Linked DNA regions of Mus musculus: all the other regions are linked to region 1. Evidence: chromatin loops called from intact Hi-C (ENCODE). Cell type or tissue: left cerebral cortex. All regions are shown on one strand.

What was found. Peaks named below come from ENCODE experiments on the same cell type or tissue, not always from the same donor. Only the 100,000 strongest peaks of a DNase experiment are listed, where the experiment ranks them.
Region 2: it touches region 1 in a loop (6-fold over the local background); 3 of 42 quality-filtered maps call a loop at or near these places.
Region 3: a loop joins it to region 1, with 19 times the contacts of the local background. A loop is called at or near these places in 5 of 42 quality-filtered maps.

What each region holds. Positions count from the first base shown.
Region 1 is chr3:115,639,922-115,644,921 of GRCm38, reverse strand. It overlaps Gm40124 (a long non-coding RNA gene), which reads left to right and starts at 3,196. Exons shown (of 3, transcript XR_867569.1): 1 at 3,196-3,484; 2 at 3,815-3,924. In left cerebral cortex, CTCF peaks have their summits at 1 (motif pointing right) and 2,032 (motif pointing right); DNase peaks (open chromatin) are centred at 2,057, 2,497, 2,803 and 4,778; H3K4me3 peaks cover 1,092 bases; H3K27ac peaks cover 727 bases.
Region 2 is chr3:114,105,087-114,110,086 of GRCm38, reverse strand. It overlaps Col11a1 (collagen, type XI, alpha 1), which reads right to left. Exons shown (of 67, transcript NM_007729.3): 14 at 4,641-4,697; 15 at 1,753-1,806. Among named protein-coding and RNA genes, the nearest start is that of Col11a1, 77 kb to the right of the region's middle. In left cerebral cortex, a CTCF peak has its summit at 2,792 (motif pointing left); a DNase peak (open chromatin) is centred at 2,784.
Region 3 is chr3:113,649,344-113,654,343 of GRCm38, reverse strand. No RefSeq gene overlaps it. Among named protein-coding and RNA genes, the nearest start is that of Rnpc3, 22 kb to the right of the region's middle. In left cerebral cortex, a CTCF peak has its summit at 2,770 (motif pointing left); a DNase peak (open chromatin) is centred at 2,779.

The sequences.
Region 1 (5,000 bases):
AGATCCCATTACAGATGGTTTTGAGCCACCATGTGGTTGCTGGGAATTGAATTCAGGACCTCTGGAAGTGCAGTCAGTGCTCTTAACCATCTCTGAGCCATCTCTCCAGCTCCCACATCAAACTTTTATTAAGTAACTATGTACTCATTTCTCTAATTAATCTATCTTTTGATGTAGGGTTCTTAGTCACGAAATTCACGATGGTGAAGATAAGTCTTTTCTCCAACATCTAAGCTGAATCCTGACAGACGAGACCAAGTTGTTCAAATAAGTGTGCTGGTGAGACGTATCAGAGGCTCAGGTAGCTGACACACAGGTGCAAAGGGTCAAAAGGGGAGAGGGAAGTTATAATTAGAGCGGGCAGAGCATAAAATGAGAAGAAAGGGGAAGTTCAGGGGTGTGACTGCATTGCCAAGCCCAAAGAGCCTTCCCCAGGGCAATGAGAATCCAGCAGATGGTTAAAGCAACAAGCAAAGATTTAGCTTTCTTACAGTTGCCCCTGCCCACTGCACAGTCCTTCCAGCCATTGAAGTCTCATAGGCCATGTTTCGATCACTGGGTGCTTGTGTGCAGTGGTTCATATGGGAGGCGGGAGTTGCTGAATGGATGGGATCAGAAGGTGGGGATGGGCGCTGCTTGCTGAGTCAGCCATCTCAGCAGTGTTTGGAGGCACACACGCTTGCTTTTCCTCTTAGGTGGCAGGGATGGGAGTGATTGACATCTGACTTGTATTAGGGTTACAGCTCAATACATTGTGCTTTAATGGATAGTGCACTGGCTTCTGGGTAAGAGACCCGTGTTCATGACACTGATGGAGTTCAGAACACACTTCCTAAATATAGGCGCCTGGGCATGTGATAAAATGCTGGCGACAGCATATCATGACATGAATGGAGTCTTCCTTTTTTATCTTACTTGACAAAGATCCTAAAACCTACAAAGAGTTTTCTGGCCTTTCTCCCAGGAAGGTTATGGGATGGATTGTCAATCTTTACTGGAAACAAAGAAGCTGAAGACACAAGGGGTCTCAACAGGACAGCGTTTCCCCTTCTTTATTATCTTTAGGTCGGAGCTCCTGTCCCATCCTGATTTCCACCACTGTCCCCTCTTCTTCACACCAACACAGTAAAATACACAGATTTTAGGGTCTGGAGAGGTGACTCAGGGGTTAAGAGCGTATTGTTGTTTCAGAGGACGGGAGTTTGATTTCCAGCGCCAGTGTCAGTTGCTTCACAACAGAACTCCAGCTCTAAGGAATCTATTCCTCTGATCTCTGCCTTCATGCACACAGACATACATGATTAAAAAAACCAAAATAATTATTTAAAGAACGCACAGGTTGGGGCTGGTGAGATGGCTGAGCGGGTAAGAGCGCTGACTGCTCTTCCAAAGGTCCTGAGTTCAAATCCCAGACACCACATGGTGGCTTACAACCATGTGTATCGCTACAGTGTACTCATAAAATAAACAAATAAATCTTAAAAAAAAGAACACACAGGTTACCCTACTGCAGTGGACTTCCATTCTGAAAATTCTGAGGTCACATGAACTCGTATTACATAAGTTGGTATGCTTTCTCTTGTTAATATTTGTTACAGTGGCTCCACTCATGAACCTAGTGTGAGGGAACGCTTCACTTCTTACAACACCCTAGCAAGAGCCACGTTCTTCATTTTGCTCATTTCCCAGAGTCCTTCTCCTACAGACTAAGGACCAGCGGCTTAGTAAAATGCTCTCTCATCCTGCCCAGTGACTTGTGGACAAGGAAGTGGTTCTGAGAGTAGTGCTTTTGCCAACTTGCCTGGGAACTCGCTAGAAATGCAAATTATTGTGCTCCACCCAAGACGCAGTGGAAACTCTGTGGGTGGAACCGAGGCTTCTAGCTTTTAGGAGTCCTCCAAGAGACTCTGGCTAATGTTAAAGCTTGATGAGTATATTTAAGGGGGTAAACTTTAATAAAAAAAGTTGCTGAACCAAACAAAATTAATCTTCTCAGATCTCCTCTCCGAAGTTCCGCGGCTTCACCAGGAGAGGGCGACCGCGGACCTGCCTTTTGCCTTCCCAAACTGCAGAGCCCAATGCGATGGTAAACAGCAGCCACAGCAAGTTCCATCCATTGCCCAAGTAAATCACAAAATATATAAAAAGAGACTTCAAAAGGCAGCGGTATCAAAGCGGCAGTTAAAGAGAAGGAGACATCCAAAGTCACAGCTGCATCGACGGAGGAGGCTGCTTCAGCATCTAGGATTCGGAAGCATTTAGGGATGAATTTTTCCTCCCCCCCCCCCCCCCCAGTATTTCTCCGAGTCCCTTTCCTTTGATATACATGAGCCTCTCGACTTTCCTTTGTTCTTTTCCCACGCGTCAGGTTTTCATAAAGTTTTTCGAGTTGATGAGCTCCCACCACCACCACCCCCACCCCCGCCCGAAAAGACGTTAGATCCGCAGCACCAGCAGCTGCGGTTTTGGATCTGCAATGCTCTGCAGCCTTAGCCAGGTTCACCGCCGAGTGCAAGCAGGGAATGTCTCTCCACCCAACTTCCTCCGTAGGACCCCACCACCTTCCGCACTGAAAATATTTTGATGTCTGGTGTGGCCTGTGTGCCCTGCTCCTTTCTCCTCTACTCTGGACCTGTCTCATTGCTTCAGGCCCATTTCCTGCACCAGGGGATTTTTTTTTCCTCCCACAAGAGCCAAGGGGTAGGGGGTGCGAGGAAGAGTGAAGGAGACTTCCCAGTCTTCTCTCTGCTTGGCCTGCATATCCGGTCTTTATAATGAGGCACACCAAGGCCAGGAAATAGGGGCCCGGGTAAGGGGTACAGATGTCTTGAAGGTTTGCACTTGTCTTAACTGTCTCCGGAACAAAATGTGAAACTCCTCCAAAGAATGGGCTGTACTTGTAATAGGCGTCTTACAGTGCGTGTTCATGAAATGTAGTTTAGGGAATCCTAGGCAATTATATTCCGCACACTTCAGGCCAAAACAAGTTAAAAGATTCTCCCTTCAGAAAAGTGTAATTAAAACAACAACAGCAACGGCAGTGAGGCTTCATTTCCTTAAATTTGTTTAAAAATTTTTAATTAAGTTTTTTGACAGGACATTTATATCGTTTTCTCTAAGGTCCAGGGAACACCCAGGAAGGAGAAGCGGAAAGCATTCAGGGCAGGAAGATTGGGGGGTGGGGGTGGGGGGACGACTGGGAGGAGCTGGGAAACGCTATCTTCTGGGCACAGGAATGTCAAAAGGTGATATCACAGCACAGAGGACTGCCAGCACGGGATTGCACAACACTGGGCTTATCAACAGCTAACCACGGACAGGAAAAGGTTCTCAGTGACTGGTGGATTCTGGGAAGGGATAGTCATTGTCTTCAGTTGTGTACCCAAGGTGAGCCAGCTAGGCTCCAGAGGAGAGTTCTGCAGACACACAGATAGCCCTGGTTAAAATCAGTGGTTCACAAAACAGAACAATATACCAGGAGCTGGTAAGGGACTTGTACGGAGGAGAGGGAGGGATGGGAGAGTAAGAGAGGGTGGAAGGGATGCAAGTAACCAAATGAACTATGTACTTGTATGAAACTGTCAGGAAATAGATTCAACTAATAGAAAGGAAGAGAGAAAGAATACAATGGGAGGAATATTTGGGGGTGGAAGGACACTAACAAAAGATTGCTGGGTGACAGGCTTTATTTATTTATTTATTTATTTATTTATTTTATTGGTAGAGATCTGAATATCTATATAACCCAGACAGGGAATGAACAACACATCAAAGTTTGGTGAACCAATGGCTTTTTTATTGGTGTTACTTGCAGGAGTATGGTGAGCAGTTACAGAAAGAAACCACTCAAAGAAAGCTGCATCACAAAACTCCATCTCAGGGTGGGAGCCAGTTCTGGGAAGCTGCAGGACACTAGCTCACCAGGTGAGGGAGTCCCCTTTTCAGGTGATCTAAGCCTCTTAAGGAAGCTCAGCTGTTTTTTTGTTTCTTCTAGTTTGGCTGATCTCTGAGTCTGCTAGTCTTATTTCTGCTTTTTTCCAGGTACCTGGGCTTGTCTGAGAGTTACTTTTAGTGTGTGTGTGTGTGTGTTTGGAGCGGGAGGGACCCAGTGAATCTGGTCAGTTTCAGGAACTTCCTAAAGCTAGCTTGAGCTGCTTACTTCCGGTCTTAATGATCTTCCATGCAGGACAGAATGGGTCAATCTGGAGGATATTTCTACATAGCAAAGAGAAAGGGGGAAGATGGAAGACAGCAATAGGAGTGGAAAGATATGCTCTTACACAAACATAGGCACATACACAAATATACACACAAATATATTAAAAAATATCACAAAGAAAACCACTTCTTTGTGTGCTAATAAAAATCAATTAAAAACTTAAAAATGATTATATACGTACATTTATATGTATATGTATATATATATATATGAATTGGGTTTTTTCTTTTTTGAGACTTTGCTTATCTATGTATCCTGGCTTGGATTTGCCTTTTAGGCCAGTCTGGCTTTGCACTTCCTGGGCACCTGCTTTTTCATTCATTTTTAACATTAGCATATAAAGTAATGTGTTTCATTATCATTTTCAATTTAGACTCGCAGAGCATTTCCTGCTCTGAGGACGCCACAGTGGGGAAGGGGTTTGCCTGTCGATATAAGAAGTATAAGAAGCCATATTTTATAGCTTTAAGGCTGTATGAGATTCCTTCTCAATTTATAGTGAGATCTTCACACATCTATTCTAAATGCAAGTTCAAATGGAAATGCTTCACGGCTCCCAGCCAGCGGAAGAGAGAGGGAAAGGAAGGATATAATAATTTAAGCCTGGTTCTATGCTGACAGATTCGAGGCAATAGGCACACAGGCAGCTTTACCTTTCAGGGCCAGGCAGCTTCCAGGTTTAGGGGTGCTTATGAAAATGAGGATTTGCGAGTGCTGAGTGGCTATCTTGACTTTCGAGTAAGAGGGCAGGACATATTGATGGCTCATTCAAGGATGCTCC
Region 2 (5,000 bases), 1.5 Mb after region 1:
AAGAAAAAGATTATAGTATTGATGCACTCAAATACTATGAGTCTGAAGACCTTATAAGTCTTATCCAAAAAAGTCAGTAATAGAATGTTGTATATGGCACAATTTCATTTAGATTTTTTTCTGAACACTGTGCAAAATTCCATGGCAAAGAATAGGAGAGTGGTTAGCAGATATTTGTAGCTCAAGCAAAGTTGAATTTGTAAGGAGGAAATACTAAGAAATTGCTGTGTGTCTTCTGGACATGACAGGACTGTTGCACTCATGAATTCCCAGCAGCTGGGGTTGACTGCATGTGATCAAGTGTTTCAACATTCTAGGATGGAGTGACTGTCACATATAATTGAGGTGTTTGTGGGAGTTAGTGTCAGTTTTCTTCAAAAGTACAGCTTCATGCAGGTCCCTCAATAGGAACAGAGGCTGTCCCAGAATCTGTTGCCTGACTCCCTGTTGATTCCATTCCCCTAACTGGGCTTCATTGTCTGGCCTCAGTGGGAGAGGATGTCCCTAGCACTGCTGTAATTCCATGTTTGGGGGGTCAGGGATAGTGGGGGGTTAAGGAAGGAGGGAGAAATTGTTGGGAGGATCTGCCTGAGGTGGTACTGAGAAGAGAGGAGGGCTGATATTGGGATATGAAATGAATAAATAAATAGCTGGGTTTTGTTGTTGTTGTTAATTTTAAGTACAGCTTCTAGTATCATAATCACATTTCAGTGAACGGCCCAACACCCATGAGTTATATATGGGCGTTACAAACTGGGGTCAATGAGACATTTAAGAGAAAACAGGAAAAACATGAACAGAGAGAGGACATCAGGTTGGGAAGGTGAGAGGGTAAGGGTAGGGACAGATCATGTTAGGAGGAGTTGGCCTTAAAGATGATTGAAATACCTCATCTGATCCTCTTAAAGAAATAATGAAACATTATTTAAAAATATTTAATAAAATAATTATTGTGATCTATAGAACATATTTTTTATCTTAATCATAGTTACAAACGTTATATAATGGGCTCTGATTCTATTATTCCTTATCACTTTTAAATAAATCTAATTATAGTGAAGAAAATGATATCATTAGGAAAGACTAAAGAGGGAGTAATGGTGGGTGAATATAACCAAAATGTATTCATGCATAAAATGGTGTGGAAATACATTATTAGGTATAATTAAAGTATGATTACAAAGCCTTAAAGGAAGAAGGAAAGCAATGAGAGGATAAGCAATGTAGAACTCCACAAACAGTGTGAATTTATATTCTATAGCTTATCGGACAGTATTCTCATTTAAAAATGAGTATTTTCAAATCAAATTGGTTCTTTTGTTTTGTTTTGTTTTGTTTTGTTTCGTTTTCTTGTTTCTATGATAACTACACTGAGCATAACATCTCTCTCTACTTATTATCTAATACACAAAGGTCTGACATTAGCTTACATGAAGTGCGCTAAGCAATCTGGGCTCACTTAAGCAGGAGAGAACTAGCAACAGAGCTGCAATCGCTTCTTTAGCCAACAGCATCATGTAAAAGCCATCTGCTCTCAAACCTGCGAGGGCCACCATTCACATGCTGTGGAATTAACCAACTCATGGAAAATCAACAGTCTACTCTGATTGTTTTTTTTTTTCTTTCAATTAAAACCATGGTATGGGCTTAAACGTGATGGAAATACAGTCTGTACTCCTAACATTTCTGTTGTTCTACTACATAAGTAGAAAAAATGAAAATATATAAAGGTAACAAATGATTGGCTCTTACCTGAGGACCTGGATCCCCACTCTCACCTTTGGCTCCAGCTGAACCAGGACCCCCCTGAGGATAGAAGCAAAACAGACGACCAATTAATGTTAAGTCACCAATGCTCTTTAATTCACTCAAAATAAATAAACATTTTCTTAATCAGTTTGATACTTCTCATGCAATGAGCTATTTAAGTCCTGTGTCTAAAGTATAGCACTTCTAGACAGTCAAGTGCATCCTGATATATGAACCATATATAAAGATCTATATTACACTTGCAAATGAACAGAAGCCAACATTGAAATCACCCTGAATTTTTCTTTTAAATTTTTGCTGTAACAAACATTGTCTGGTAAACAAGACCAGAGAAACCACTACATTGTGAGTTACTACTAGGGCAGTGAATTTAAACAGAGTCAGGCATACACTGAGTTAATTCACACAGTAAAGGTTGTGCAAAACCAACTCTTTATGAACATATAATTCTCAGGTAGTGCATTTTCTAGTAGTAAACTGTTTTAGGATGGTGTTATTGGTACCATTATTATTATTGTAAAATAATATCAAAGCATTTCCCTCAGATTGTTTTGATTTTTCTATAAATATAAATCATTACAATAAATATAGCTTACAACTGTTTATATAATTTAAACAGTACAATGAGGCCAAGTAGATTAACTGCAAGAGAAAATTAATTACTTTAGAAAGGAGATATGGTTGGGAGGTAGAGGCAGATTTCTGAGTTCGAGAGGCCAGCCTGGTCTATAAAGTGAGTTCCAGGACAGCCAGGGCTATACAGAGAAACCCTGTCTCAAAAAAGAAAAAAAAAAAAAAAAAAAAAAGGAGTTATGGAATATGCATCCATATTATCAAAAAGTTTATAATATTAAGTTAATATGGTTGTAATAAATTGCTTCGTGTGTTAACAGGTACTCTCTTTTTTTTTTTAATCAGTATACCTTCCTTTAAACTAAGTTACAACAACAATAACAAAAACAAAAAACAAAATCAAAACTTGATAAATCAGAAAGAAGCTTTCTCGCGCCTCCTTGTGGCAACAAAGTAAAATAACTCCTACTCTGTCTCGCAAGAAAGAAGTCAATGTTGAACGTATTTGTAAATTTTCAAAACTATGATGATTACCTCCAAGCTTCTAATAAATAGCTTTTGCAACTAATTGCCTATAATAAAATGAGGGCAAGGCATTAAATTAAATTATTAATCGGGGAACTGAATACAATTATAGAGTGGTCGGGTTGTTTTTTGGTTTATTGGCTGGGATTCATTGTACGTATGCATCACTTGCTCTGTAGATTGTAGTTACATCTTTCCACATATAATCAAAATTATCACATAATTGACGGGAAGGAAGATGTACAGGATATTATTTCTACCCTCTTTCTATCCTAAAATTTTGTAAAATATTTCTGTATTCCTCTCATGTGTCTATACTTTATTTCTATCACCAACATGTGAATAAAATTTATTTCTTTTGTGACTTAATATATTTTTCTAGTAGTTTGAAAAGCACAACAATAAGAACTTTTGATAACCTGTTCAAAACTGTATATAATTAAAGTCCTATTGACTACGTTACCTGAACATTTCACACAGGAGTATATATCAAAATTATATACATACATATGTATATAAGATGAAAATTTAAGGCTTAAAAGAAATATACATTTAAAATGGCAGGCGAACTTTTTAATTTTTACTGTATTATACTAATGCATTTATCAGTTTATCTACTTTCTTTGCGGTACCAGTTATTAACGTATTATCAGGGATTAATTAACCAAGCTTATTTTTATTACTATAGTACTACTTAAAATTAGGGAAGGTGAGCCTCCCAGAAATTCTTTTATTATTCAGGACTATTTTCGTTATCATGTTTTTGTGTCTCTTTGGGTTTCCATATGAGCTGAAAACTACCTTTTTAACATCTGTAAAGAATTATATTGGAATTTTGATAGGAATTGAATTTAACTGCATATTGCTTCAGATAGGCTAACCATTGTTATTATGTTAATCCTCCAGACATGAGCAATGGGGATCTTTGCATCTTCTGACATCTTCTAAAATTTCTTTCTTCAAAGACTTGATGTTTTATCATACAAATCTTTTATTGCTTTCTTAAGATCTTTTATATTATTTGAGGCTATCATGAAAGGTTTTGTTTCCCTGCTTTCTCTCTCAGTCCTTTCTCATTTGTGTATTGCAGGCAAACTGTTTTTTTATGAATTACTTTTATAACGAACTACTTGTCTGAAAATGTTGATCAACTGTAAGAGTTTCCTCTGATGGGAATTCTCTGGGTCATTTACGTGTACAATTTTATCATCTGTGGGCAAAGATACTTTACCTTCTTTCTTTCCAACTTACAGGAAGAGAACAATATGAATAAAATATGACTAAATTTAAGAATTGTTTTAAATGATGAAAATATAATAAGAAAGAAAACATTCGGTGGAGGCACAAAAAAGGAAACTAATCAAAATAATTTGTATAAAAATTATTTTCAATAAAATGGAGTGTAAAAATTGCACAATAATTATCAAAGATTTCACAGGCAATTTAGTAAGAACTCAAGTATATAATTAACTTTCAAGAATTTAATGTAAAATTGCATTTTGATAATTAAATAGAATTCAAATAAACTATAATGATGGTTTAAGTAACAGTTATGTGATTTTATTACATTTGTTTAATTTTCCTTTAATTTGATGATAGCCTCCCTAAAATCTTATGATCAGAATTATGAAAAATTAAACTAAAACTCTTTAAATGAGTCAGTATCAGTCATAAACAATTGGTTTCTAGCCTGAGAAATGAACAGAGTCTGGAAGATGATGTGGGAAAACATATCAATAGGAAACTTTTAACATATAATTTATGTAACATACCACAGGACCTGGTCTTCCAGTAAGACCCATTGGGCCAGGAGGGCCTCTCAGAGCAATCTAGAAGATAAAAAGTCATCAAGTTTAGTAACTCTTTCCTAGTAGTATGTTGTAGCACCAATCATTTGGACATGATATCCTTGGGTAGTATATATAACTGAGGAAGGTGTAATAGCAACTTGCTAGGAAAAGTTTAGTCAGTGGTGAAGTGCACATAGCTAGAATGTTCTATTTACTGGTCGGTCATGTCTCAAACTGTTGTACAGTCTTGTACAGTATAGTGCCAAAATTTAATCAGATAAAAATAGATGTCAGGAAAAATAGATTATCTAATTATTTTCTACTCTGAAGCATACTTCAAAA
Region 3 (5,000 bases), 2.0 Mb after region 1:
AGTTGGGGAGGGGCAGGATTCAGAGCTGTCTCCCAATCCTTGACAGAATGTTGATGGGCCCGATCTTTTTTCTTTATTTTAATTTAATTTTACGTTTAATTGATTTTTTACCCTCCATATTCCATTCCCCCCCCCCCCAAATACACCCTCGAACTGCTCCAGGTCCCACACCTCCACCCCATCCAACCCCGTCTCCATGTGGATGCTCCCACCCACCCCCATCCCACCTGACCTCTAAAGTTCCTGGGGCCTCCAGTCTCTTGAGGGTTAGGTGCATCATCTCTGAGTGAACACAGACCCAGAATTCCTCTACTGTATGTGTGTTGGAGGGAGAGGGGGTCTCATATCAGCTGGGGTATGATGTCTGTTTGGTGGTCCAGTGTTTGAAAGATCTCGGGGATCGAGATTAATTGAGACTGCTGGTTCTTCTATAGGGCCTCCCTTCTCCTCAGCTTCTTTCAGTCTTCCCTAATTCAACATCAGGGGTCAGCTGCTTCTGTCCATTCGTTGGGTGTAAATATCTGCATCTAACTCTTTCAGCTGCTTGTTGGGTCGTTTGGAGGGCTGTCATGATGGGTCCCTTTTTGTGAGCACTCCACAGCCTCAGTAATAGTGTCAGGCCTTGGGACTTCCCCTTGAGCTGGATCCCACTTTGGGCCTGTTGCTGGACCTTCTTTTCCTCAGGGTCCTCTCTATTTCCATCCCTGTAGTTCTTTCAGACAGGAAGAATTATGGGTCAGAGTTGTGACTCTGGGATGGCAACCCCATCCCTCACTTGATGTCCTGTTTTCCTGCTGGAGGTGGGCTCTAATAGTTTCATCTCCCTACAGTCGGGCATTTCATTTAAGGTCCCTCAATGGGCCCCATCTTATCTATTGTCTTCTTTAACTAATCAGTTACTGGGAGTTAATGAGAACAGTGGCTATAACATGTCTAGAGGGAAGAATTCTAAGACAAGAATTTTCTTCTAGTTTTCTAAAAATGTTACCAATGCTCATTCTAGTGAGTAACAAATAGTGTATCAGAACTCACAAGGTGAGGAGCAAAATCATATAAAAGGATGTCCCATGAATAGTGCTAAAAGTTCAAAAACAGGATGAATGGTAATATTCAAGTTTTACTAATATATCCAAATAATATGGGTAACAGGGTAGAAGGGATAATATTACATTGTTAAGAGCACTATCAATATTGGTAAAGTTTAATATGTATTTCTTCCATTTGTTGGGGAGTAGAGTTTCAACAGTGGGTACAAATTGCTTTCAGGAGAATAATAAAATATATTTTCAACTAGTAATTATTTTTAAGCCTTCAGTACTTAGGATGACTTAGTATTGGGTATTTGTGGGCTAGAACTGTAGCTGGAAAGTGAATTTGGATGACTCCCTCTCACTATGACTGCTCATCTCCCAAAGCCTCAAGTTGGATATAAGACAACTTTGTGAACCCTGGCAATATGAAAGGCAATATGGAAATAGGCTATGGCAGAGTAATAGAGAAGAAGTACAAGTAAGTGGGACATTTCAAATTCATACTATAAGCTTTCCCAAAAAAATCCCTGCCAATGAGTGTTTTCTTCCAATCTAATCTTTTAACTTGAGACAGTTTGTCCATATGTTTGAATTCTTCATCAACATTGGTAATGACAATATTCTAGCTATTTCTAGGAAAACATGAAGAAAAAAATCAATAGAAATAATTGAAAATTTTACATCCTCTGCATTTAAAGATTCTGTATAGAATTATGCAATAATTATACTTCTGTCTAAGAAGAGGCACTGTAATTTCAATGTTTCTGCAACCCACTAATTAACATGATACAACTTTAAGTTCCAAGGTGATGTCATTGAAACAGCCTATTCAGTCGCCCAGGTCCCAGAAATCTTCTCTGTCTTTCTGCCTCATGGTGAGAAAACACCATGTATACAACAGTAAAGAGTGCTTTACAAGACACTTGGGATAACTGGTGCCTTGATATTAGATTTCTCAGACTCAAGAACAGTGAAAATTAAATGCCTTTCATTTATAAGATATTTCGCACATGGTGTTTTTCTATAACACCCAGAATGAACTAAGACAGAAGGAAAACAATTTATTTTAGCTCATAATATGTCATATCCAGTAACTAAAAGTATGTTTAAAGTTAGTTTTTTAAGTCCATATGATTCAAAAGATAATTCAAAAAGTAATGTGAATATAATAATTCTAAATATTACTGTGATTAAATCTATTACTTCTGTCTTACAATATTATTGTTTATTTTTATATGTCCACAGTTCTAATGCATTTGATAAACTTAGTTTGCCAAACCATTTTCGGTTCTCTATACTTGATATATAAACTGATTTTAAATATTATATTATATATGAGATTAGACACATACTATAATGTAATGTAGTTCATGTGTCAGTCAAAACAAAATGTATTTTGGACAATTAATAAAGATTCTTAGTTTGACAGGATCCAGAAATGTTAAATGTTCTTTCAAAATATTTTTGTTTTGTAAAAGATATGTGTTAATATAGCAACAAGAGGTTAAAGAAGATGATAAAAATACAACTATGCAAAAAGAAGAGCTTGTCTGTAAGATGCAGGACAAAGTGGAATGATAAAGAATAGATCATAAGCAATTGCCGTTGCACAATTAAAGTGTCCCCTTTCTGTAATTTTAACAGTCAAAAACCACATATTCAACATTTATCCCTAATGGAAGCCATGCTTAATTTATGAAAGTTTAAAGCCGGCGATTTTGTTGCCTAGACAAGATTGCCATCTAGTGCCAAAGAAGTGCACACACAGACTATGGATTTAACCACCATCTCACACCAGTCAGAATGGCTTAAATCAAAAAACTCAGATGACAGCAGATGCTGGTGAAGATGTGGAGAAAGAGGAACACTCCTCCATTGCTAGTGGGATTTTAAGCTGGTACAACCACTGTGGAAATCAGTTTGGCAGTTCCTCAGAGAACTGGACATAGTATTACCTGAGGACCCATCTATACCATTCCTGGGCATATACCCAAAAATGCTCCAACATATAACAAGGACACATGCTCCACAATGTTCATAGCAGCCTTATTTATAAAGCCAGAAGTTGGAAAGATCCCAGATGTCCCTCAACAGAGGAATGGATACAGAAAATATGGTACATTTACACAATAGAGCTATTAACTCAGCTATTAAAAACAATGACTTCATGAAAATCTTAGGCCAGCGGATGGAACTAGATAATATCATCCTGAGTGAGGTAACCCAGTCACAAAAGAAGACACATGGTATGCACTCACTGATAAGTGGATATTATCCCAGAAACTTAGAATATCCAAGATACAATTTGCAAAACACATGAAACTCAAAGTGAAGCTCAAAGAAGGAAGACCAAAGTGTGTGTGCTACATACAGTCCTTATTAGAAAGGGGTACAAAATACTCATTGGAGCAAATATGGAGACAAAATTTGGAGTAGGGACTGAAGCAACAGCCATCCAGAGACTGCCCCGCCTGGGGATCCATCCCATATACAGTCACCAAACCCAGACACTATTGTTGATGCCAAGAAGTGCATGCTGACAGGAGCCTGATATAGCTGTCTCCTGAGAGTCTTTGCCAGAGCCTGACAAATACAGAGGTAGATGCTTGTAGCCAACCATTGAGCTGCTCATGGGGTCCCAGTGGAGGAGTTAGAGAAAGGACCGAAGGAGCTGAAGGGGTTTGCAACTCCATAGAAAGAACAATAATATCAACCAACCAGACACCCCAGAGATTCCAGGGACTAAACCACCAACCAAGGAGTACACATGAAGGACCCATGGCCCCAGCTGCATAGGTAGCAGAGGATGGCCTTGTTGGGCATCAATGGGAGAAAAGACCTTTTGTCCCCTGAGGCATTGGGATACCCCAGTGTAGGGGAATTCGAGGGTGCAGAGGCAGAAGTGGGTGAATGTGGAACACCCTCACAGAAGCAGGGGAGGATGGACAGGATAGGGGATTTCCAGGGGTGGTTTGGGAAAGGGAAAAACATTTGAAATGTAAATAAAAAAAATATCCAATAAAAAAAGATTTAAAAAAAAAACTAATAGTAAAATGATTAACGATTGAAGGAAAACAAAACAAGCAGAATTCAAACTAGGCCCTCAAGAGGAAAGTTATCCAGATACATAAAAAATCAGCAAAACGGATGAGAATATTAACATGGAAGAAAAACCTGGAAGATGGAGGAAAATCTCAGGAAGGAAACAAATTTTGAGGAGAAAAAAAAGAATGCTGTATGTGAAATATTATTCAGTCAGTCCCCAGAAGCCTTGAGATCTGCCCCATGCCCTCTGTGCTCCATCTTCCAGTCCATGCCTTTAACTACCCAGAGACCTGCTGAGAGCCTTACCCCAATTCCCTGCCTGCCTGCCCATCTTGGCAAACCTCCCAGCAAGCTCCAACCTGCCCCCTCTGCACTTCATTTCCCATTCCACAAGTCCACATGCATCCCTGGAGACCTGCTGCTGCCCAGAACAGAGGCCTGTAACCATCAGGGACCACCAATTCTACCCACATTCCTGGAGGCCTACCCCACCCCCTGCAACTCCCCAGGACAACCAGCAGCCTGGGACCATCAGGGTCTGGCAGCTCTGCCTGCATCCCTGAAAGCCCACTGCCATCAGGGACAATAAGCTCTATCTGCAATCCCAAAGGCCTGCTGATTTTAGGGAGCACAAATGCTACCTTGAAGCCCCAGAGGGCTGCTCCCATCAAGGACTACCAGGCTTGCCAACATTAGGGACAAACAGACGGATAAAGGCCACTTAAGAGCAATAAACTTTGACTTCTTCTTTGCCAATTTGTATCCCCTTGATCTCTTTTTGTTGTCTTACTGCTCTGGCTAGAACTTCCTGTGCTACCTTGAATAGATAAGAAGAGAGTAACAATTCTTGTCTTGTCCTGGATTTTAGTGGGAGTGCTTCAAGTATCTCTCCATTTAATTTGATATTGGCTGTTGGTTTGCTAT